Regions from separate parts of the Homo sapiens genome. Here all the other regions are linked to region 3. A link is a loop called in an ENCODE intact Hi-C map of the cell type or tissue named here. Cell type or tissue: ovary. All regions are shown on one strand. Region 1 overlaps CELSR1 (cadherin EGF LAG seven-pass G-type receptor 1). Region 2 overlaps GTSE1 (G2 and S-phase expressed 1). Region 3 has its middle 9.0 kb from the start of MIRLET7B.

What was found. A loop is a pair of places that touch in the nucleus more often than their neighbours do. Peaks named below come from ENCODE experiments on the same cell type or tissue, not always from the same donor. Only the 100,000 strongest peaks of a DNase experiment are listed, where the experiment ranks them.
Region 1: a loop joins it to region 3, with 5 times the contacts of the local background. A loop is called at or near these places in 3 of 110 quality-filtered maps.
Region 2: a loop joins it to region 3, with 7 times the contacts of the local background. A loop is called at or near these places in 101 of 110 quality-filtered maps.

Annotation. Positions count from the first base shown.
Region 1 is chr22:46,389,555-46,392,054 of GRCh38, reverse strand. It overlaps CELSR1 (cadherin EGF LAG seven-pass G-type receptor 1), which reads left to right. Exons shown (of 35, transcript NM_001378328.1): 15 at 239-422; 16 at 768-869; 17 at 1,569-1,663. Among named protein-coding and RNA genes, the nearest start is that of TRMU, 55 kb to the right of the region's middle. RefSeq lists an enhancer at 1-749. In ovary, a CTCF peak has its summit at 1,164; no DNase peak of the experiment used is centred here.
Region 2 is chr22:46,313,009-46,315,508 of GRCh38, reverse strand. It overlaps GTSE1 (G2 and S-phase expressed 1), which reads right to left. Exons shown (of 12, transcript NM_016426.7): 6 at 1,496-1,619. Among named protein-coding and RNA genes, the nearest start is that of GTSE1, 17 kb to the right of the region's middle. In ovary, a CTCF peak has its summit at 1,050 (motif pointing right); no DNase peak of the experiment used is centred here.
Region 3 is chr22:46,121,481-46,123,980 of GRCh38, reverse strand. No RefSeq gene overlaps it. Among named protein-coding and RNA genes, the nearest start is that of MIRLET7B, 9.0 kb to the right of the region's middle. In ovary, a CTCF peak has its summit at 1,384 (motif pointing left); a DNase peak (open chromatin) is centred at 1,360; H3K27ac peaks cover 1,256 bases.

The DNA of each region.
Region 1 (2,500 bases), 270 kb before region 3:
CATGAGGGAGGGCGTGCTTCCCGGAAGAACTGCTCTCCTGGGTCCGGCCTTGTGGGGCCTTGGGAGGCAGCCCCCGTTGGGTGTGGGATGTGGGCAGAGGGTAGCCATGAGGGGTGGGATGGCTGGCGGCCAACACACACACCCGGGTGGGAGTCTGGACGTCGCTCGGGAAACACGCTGCAAGGTAGGGCCTCTCCCGGGCATCTGAAGTCACAGGCCCTGCCTCTGGCTTTTGCAGGAGAATTACTACAAGCTCCTAGCCCAGGACACCTGTCTGCCCTGCGACTGCTTCCCCCATGGCTCCCACAGCCGCACTTGCGACATGGCCACCGGGCAGTGTGCCTGCAAGCCCGGCGTCATCGGCCGCCAGTGCAACCGCTGCGACAACCCGTTTGCCGAGGTCACCACGCTCGGCTGTGAAGGTCCGCGTTGCCCCTCGACACCCTGCAGGTTACAGCGCGGGGACAGGCTGCTGCACTGGCGTGCACGTGTGTGCATGCACGCTGGGTGTTTGGGGGACCCTGGGCTCCCTCGTGTTCTGAGTTCTCTTGACCTTCTAGAAACCTGGTTCTGCGTGAGGGGGTGTGGGTCAGAGCCTGGTCACCCCTCTCCAGCTCTGACATGGATGGGGGCAGGGGAGATGCTAGGGTTCGGTTCTTGGTGGGAGCAGGGCCTCCTGCAGGGAGGCGCATGCAGACAGTGGTGCCTGTTTGTGGTCGTGGGTGTGGCGTGCCCCGCTGAGCAGACTTCTCTCTTCTCTACCCCAGTGATCTACAATGGCTGTCCCAAAGCATTTGAGGCCGGCATCTGGTGGCCACAGACCAAGTTCGGGCAGCCGGCTGCGGTGCCATGCCCTAAGGGATCCGTTGGTGAGTCGCCGTGGCCTGTGTGTAGGGAACTGAGGCAGGCGTCCTTGTGGGAGGAGCCAGTCGAGATGTGGGGACTCATGGAATGTTTCGTGTTGAAAAAATATCCGCAGGCAAAGTGCTGGGGAGAAATCCGATCGCCTTTTCCCTACCAGGAAATACACAAAGCAGGCAGAGGGCGCAACAGAAACATGAACAGTGCAGCGCGTGTGGGGACGCCCGCCAGTCAGGCCCGGCCAGTCCCTGCTCTGCCGCTCAGGCTGGGGCACCGGGACAAGTGGCTTCACTGTTCATAGCATCGGGTTACCTCTGTGAAATGGGGACATTGACTGTGTCCACTCTGTGAGGGGCGTCTGGAAAATCCAGTGAGGCAAGGAAAGGCCCAGCCGAAATGGATTCCTGGTGCATGGGATCGTGGCTGCCGGCAGATGGTGTTGCTGATTTCTTTCCTCACGGACTTGCTCGGAAGTGCTGGCTCCTGTTGGCTGGGCTCCCGAAACGCCTGGTTGTCAGTGTCAGAGCAGCTTCGGCCGTGGCCCTGACATGAAAGAGGGGCGCTGGTGTCGACCTCCTGGCCCCCATGGGGTTCTAACCACCACGCAGTGTTCTGGGTTTAAGTATATTCAGATTGTGGATTGAAATACACAAGCATTGATCAACAGTTTGAGTTTCAGGCTTTGCACACCTGCTCTCCTTCCCCAGGAAATGCGGTCCGACACTGCAGCGGGGAGAAGGGCTGGCTGCCCCCAGAGCTCTTTAACTGTACCACCATCTCCTTCGTGGACCTCAGGGCCATGGTAGGGGCGCCTCGGGGATGTGTGTTCAGCAGGGGCACGTGTGTGTTCGTGTATGCGTGAGAGAGTTTGTGTGGGCCGAGGCTCCTGGGCTGGGGAGTGTTGGGGCGGCTGGGATGGCGCAGGGACAGCCCCACGGGCCCGCAGCCTGGAGCCAGCAGGTTCCTGTGGACTTCGGGGTGTTGGCACCTGAGCCAGGCACCCCCACGTGGACTTCTCTCCCCCAGAGGACCCAGCTCTGTGTCTTTGGTTCTGAAAACACGGGGTCCCTGCATTTGACTCCATTTGCCCTCTGATCCTGCCCTATTTCATGGCTTTTGTTCCCACGTCTCCCACTCGCTATCTTTCTCTGAGCCCTCTTTGGCCCACCAGACCCTCGTTTCCATGGTCTAGCTGTCAGCAGTGCTCATTTTTGGGCTTTTTGTTTTTTGTTTCTTTTTTTGGAGATGGAGTCTCACTCTATCTCCTAAGCTAGAGGACAGTGGCACGGTCTCAGCTTGCTGCAACCTCTGCTTCCCGGATTCAAGCGATTCTGCCTCAGCCTCCCTGGTAGTTGGGACTTACAGGTGCCCACCACCACACCCTGCTAATTTTTTTATTTTTAAAATAGAGACATAGAGTAGAGTATTTTCAAAATAGAGAGTAGAGACGGGTTTTCACCATATTGGACAGGCTGGTCTTGAATTCCTGACCTCAAATGATCTACCCGCCTTGGCCTCCCAAAGTGCTGGGATTACAGGCGTGAGCCACCATGCCCAGCCAGGCTTTTGGATTTTTTAAAGTTCCTTTCTGACAAGGAAACTTGCACCAGACAGTAGTGAGTTGCTGAGTAACAGCAGG
Region 2 (2,500 bases), 190 kb before region 3:
TAAAGAAAAACTTTAGCCCAGGAGTGGTGGCTCACGCCTGTAATCCAAACACTTTGGGAGGCCAAGGCAAGAGATCACTCAAGGCCAGGAGTTCGAGACCAGCCTGGCTAATATAGTGAGACCATCCTCTCTACAAAAAACACAAAAATGTGGGCCAGGCGCAGTGGCTCGTGCCTGTAATCCTAGCACTTTGGGAGGCCAAGGCGGGCGGATCACGAGGTCAAGAGATCGAGACCATCCTAGCCAACATGGTGAAACCCCGTCACTACTAAAAATACAAAAATTAGCCGGGCGTGGTGGCAGGTGCCTGTAGTCCCAGCTACTTGGGAGGCTGAGGCAGGAGAATCACTCGAACCCGGGAGGCAGAGGTTGTAGTGAGCCAAGATTGCGCCACTGCACTCCAACCTGGCAATAGAGTGAGACTCCATCTCAAAAAAAAAAAACCCACAAAAATTAGCCGGGTGTGGTGGCATGTGCCTGTAGTCCCAGCTACTCAGGAGGCTGAGGTGGGAGGATTGCTTGATCTCAGGAGGTCATCACCTCAGTCTATAAAGATAAGGACACAAACCTCTCTTAATCACAGAATGGCAGAGTCAGAATTCCAGATCAGATCAATCTGATTAGAGAGTTCACACTTATCATTTTTTTTTTTTTTTTTGAGACGGAGTGCAGTGATGCAATCTCGGCTCATGGTAACCTCTGCCTCCCGCGTTCAAGCCATTCTCGTGGCCCAGTCTCCCGAGTAGCTGGGACTACAGGCACCCGCCACCATGCCCGGCTAGTTTTTGTGTTTTTAGTAGAGACAGGGTTTCACCATGTTGGCCAGGCTGGTCTCAAACTCCAGGGGTCAAGCGATCCACCCATCTTGGCCTGCCAAAGTGCTGGGATCACAGGCGTGAGCCCCTGCGCCCGGCCCACTTTTTACATTTTGTGAACACAATCCACACCATGCTGCCCTGAACGACCCCGAGACGCCACATGGCCAATGCACCTCGAAGAGGATTTCGCTCTGAAGAGCAGAAAGGCGAAGGCTTTCCCTTACCACTAGATGGCAGCTGTGGCTTGGCAAGGTTGAAATGTGGCTTGACCTCAAACAGGTGTGGGAGCATGGATTTAAACAGGCACCCAGGAGTTATGGGGCCATATGCCCTACATTATCTGGAATAGTCCTATTTTAAAACTGGTGTCTCATGACATGGACATGAGGGTGATTCCAGTGTCCATGTTCTCAGGCACGGGGTATCATACATGCTTTCTGGCCATGTGTACCCCGTAGACTGAAGCCACCCATCTGAGTGTGCCCTCCTCATGGGACAGAGGCACTGAGGGCAGGTACAGCAACTCAGTCCACAGCCTGGTCCACCGCACACAGCACGCCCTCCGGGACGTCCTGCCAAGCCTAAGTGGTTCTGCAGAAACAGTCTCCAAGGCCTGAGCAGCACTCCAGGCCTCACCTGGCCAGATGTGGGTCCAAGCATGATGCCGGCTGCCTCACCTTTGCCCACTGCTGGGGATGTGCACGCACTGGATGCCCCGCTCCAAACAGGCCCCGAGGAGGACTTCCTTGCGAGATTGCTGGTAGAGCCGGGTGCTTTTAACAGGGTCTTCTTCAGCCCCAACTGGGGCAAAATGTGAAAAAACAGAATCAGCAAAGATCTCGTTATTTACCTATTACTTGTGTCTGCAAAAGTAAGGGGTTTTTGGCTGGGCACGGTGGCTCACGCCTGTAATCCCAGCACTTTGGGAGGCTGAGGCCGGAGGATCACAAGGTCAGGAGTTTGAGACCAGCCTGGCCAATATGGTGAAACCTTGTCTCTACTAAAAATATAAAAACTAGCTGGGCATGGTGGCAGGCACCTGTAGTCCCAGCTACTCGGGAGGCTGAGGTAGGAGAATTGCTTGAACCCGGGAGGTGGAGGTTGTAGTGAGCTGAGCTCGTGCCATTGCACTCCAGCCTGGGCGACAGAGTGAGACTCCGTCTCAACAACAACAACAACAACAAAAGTTGGTGTTTTTACTATTTTAAAATAATCTAATAATTATCATCTTGAATTTAAAGAAGAAAAAAGTCAAGCAGCACTTCTCAAAGTGTAGTCTTCAAACCCCTGCATGAGGACCACATTAGGGAGCTAGCAGAAATGCAGATTTGGGGCCCCAACCCAGACCCCATGAGTCAGCAGCTGCAGGGCCCAGCTTTGGGCAGTTCTAACAAGAACTGCCAGTACACACAGCTTGGTTTACCGCCAATGCCAGAAAATAAGTGGCAAAGATGTGGCTGGTAGTCTCCATGCCTGTGAGGAACCGCAATTTTCTTTCTTTTCCTTTTTTTTTTTTTTTTTTTTAGACAGGGTCTCACTCTGTTGCCCAGGCTGGAATGGAATGCAGTGGCATGATCACAGCTCACTGCAGCCTTGACCTCCTGGGCTCAAGCAATCCTCCCACCTCAACCTCCCAAATAGCTGGGACCACAGGCATGCACCACCATGCCTGGCTGATTTTT
Region 3 (2,500 bases):
ACGGCCCCGCCCATCACCTCCAGACAAGGCTGCCCTGGCTGGGATTCGGCCCAGGACATCAGGGTCAGAACAGAGCAGCAGAGCCCACTAGGCCCGGCCGCAACTCCCAGCCCACTCCCCTGCCTGCCATCAGGCTCCCGCTGTGCCAGCCAGCAGCCACCCTGCCCACTGCTGATGGGGCAATCTCACCCTTGGGCCACCTGCCCCTCACTGAGGCATGGGTCGGTCCAGCTGGGAGAGCTGGTGGTTCCCCTGCCCTTGGGAACCCAGCTCCCACCAGCTGCCAGGGCCTCCTGCCCACCCTCCCACAGCCGTTCCCACACCCCGGCCCTCCCTGCTGCTGTCTGCCCCTGATCTCCCCGAGACTCTCTTGAGGATGTCTCCCCGAGGTTGGAGACTTGCCCAGGGTCACCCAGCCGTCACCATGCTGGGCGCAACAGGCAACAGTGTTTACTGCCTCGCACTCCTATGGCTGGCCCAAGGGAAGGGGGGAGCAGGGAAGGCCCCTGTCTCTGGGGGACACCACGGTGTGACCTGGACTCATGTCTCTGGGTCTCGTGTCCTCATCTAGAGCACAAGGATGGGAGATTGGACCTCGGTCTCTCCTGGGATGAGATGGGATCATGTGAGTCACCTAGAGATGCCTCCTGCCACCCGGCAAGTGCCAGACCACGGGGCTTCCTCTTTGTTCCTGTCTCTTGCCATTTCATCTGCTAGGTGTGACCTCGGGCCACACGACCTTCTGCAGCCGGGCATGGGGCAGCACCCTCCGCTCTGCAGGCGGCCCTGGTGGGGATACCCTGTGTGCAGGGGCTGGCACCACCGTTGGGGCAGTGGGAGCAGAGGGCGGTGCTGACAGGAGGGGGATGTGCTGGGCCTCCTGGCCTGGCCTGTGGCCAGCCTCACCCACCCACAGAAGGGGTGGGATTATTACCTGTTTTACATATGGGGAAACTGAGGCTGGGAGAGGCAGAGGATAGCAGAGCCCAGGGCTAAGTGGAAGCGAGAACAGAGGGAGGTGGGGTGAGACCCCAGCCTGGCAGAACTCCTGCAACCCCACTGGAGGGGTGAGGGGCTGGCCTCCTACACACCCCTCCACCCACAGCCCCCAGCCGTACCCAGCTCTGTGCCCGCCCGGGGGGGATATGGCTGTCCGAGCCGGAGATGCCCCCCTGCGATGGTGGCCAGGCCGGTGCTGGAAACACTGCGCACCCACCCCACCACCTCTGTGCTCTTGACCCGAGGGCCGCTCAGCCTCGGGCCGGTGTGGGGACGGCCAGGCCTCCCGGACACTGATTCTTCAGCGGGGCGGTGTCCACGCGGCCGCCCCTTCCCAGCCCCACGTGCTTCATTGGGCACCAGGCGCCACCTGGTGGTCAAGCCAGAAGCCGCCGCTACCAGAACCGTGTGGAAAGCATCCCCAGACCCTCAATGTCCTCCTGTAAGCTTGGGGAAACTGAGGCCAGGGAGGGGTAGGAGCTCCCCAGGTCCCTCAGATAGGCAGGGCCTGGAGTAGGGGCAGAGGTCAGGGCTCCTGACGCCTGTCCAGCGCCTGCAGCTGGGCTTAAGTGACTTAGGAGATGTGGGGGCCTGGCCATGCAAGGACGGAGGACTGAGCCCAGCGCCTGAGGTTCGGTGCACCTGCCCTGGCCACGCCAAGGCCTGGGAGCCATGAGCACTGGCAAGTCCCGCCTGCTTCCCCAGCATGGGTCCCAGGGCCCATGTTCGGCAGCATCTTTGTAGGAGACAGTGGCCTCACTCTTGATAGCAAGGAAATGAGACCAGGTCTGGGGTTCACACCTAGGAGCCAGGCCCTGCCCAGGCCCAAGGCCCAGCTCGCTGGGGAAAGGGGGACCCCACAATGGCCCAGAGCTTTGCCTAGAGCGGCAGCACCAACGACCACGTGTCAGCGCCTGTCCTCGGAGCTCCCAGCCCTGAGCCAGCCTCATGGAGCAGCTCAGAGCACTGCCCAGCTCTAAGTCCTGTCCCAGGCCTGGCTGCTGTTCCCTCTGCTGCTCCTGAGCCCGCTGAGTCCCATGGGGGTAGATTGTGAGGTGTGCTCTCTGACTCTGAGGGCCCCAGGCGAGACAGTAAGAAAGCCAGGCCTCTCTTTGGAAGCCCCTAGGGCAGGGTGGGCAGGGAGGGTGGGGGTACTGGCAGCTACTGAGTCTGGTGTCGCAGGGTGGGTCTAGGTGGCTCCCCTGGCAGCAAAGGCCTGGCCTCCAGCCCTCAAGGTCAGTCCCTGGGGCACCTCACAAATGACAGGTCCTAAACCTCGCCTGCTCAGACCTCTCCCCAGCCTGGCTCCTCTGTCCCAGTGGCCATCCACCCACCCACCTAGAGAGACCTGGGCCTCCCTGCCACCCCTGCCTCTGCCCCAGCTGGTCCCCAGGTCCCAGCAATGTCACCCTTCAATAGCTTCTCAAACCTGACACCTCCAACACTCCCTGGTCATTACTGTCATCTGAGCACATCCTTTGGCCTGAGCCCTGGCAGCCAC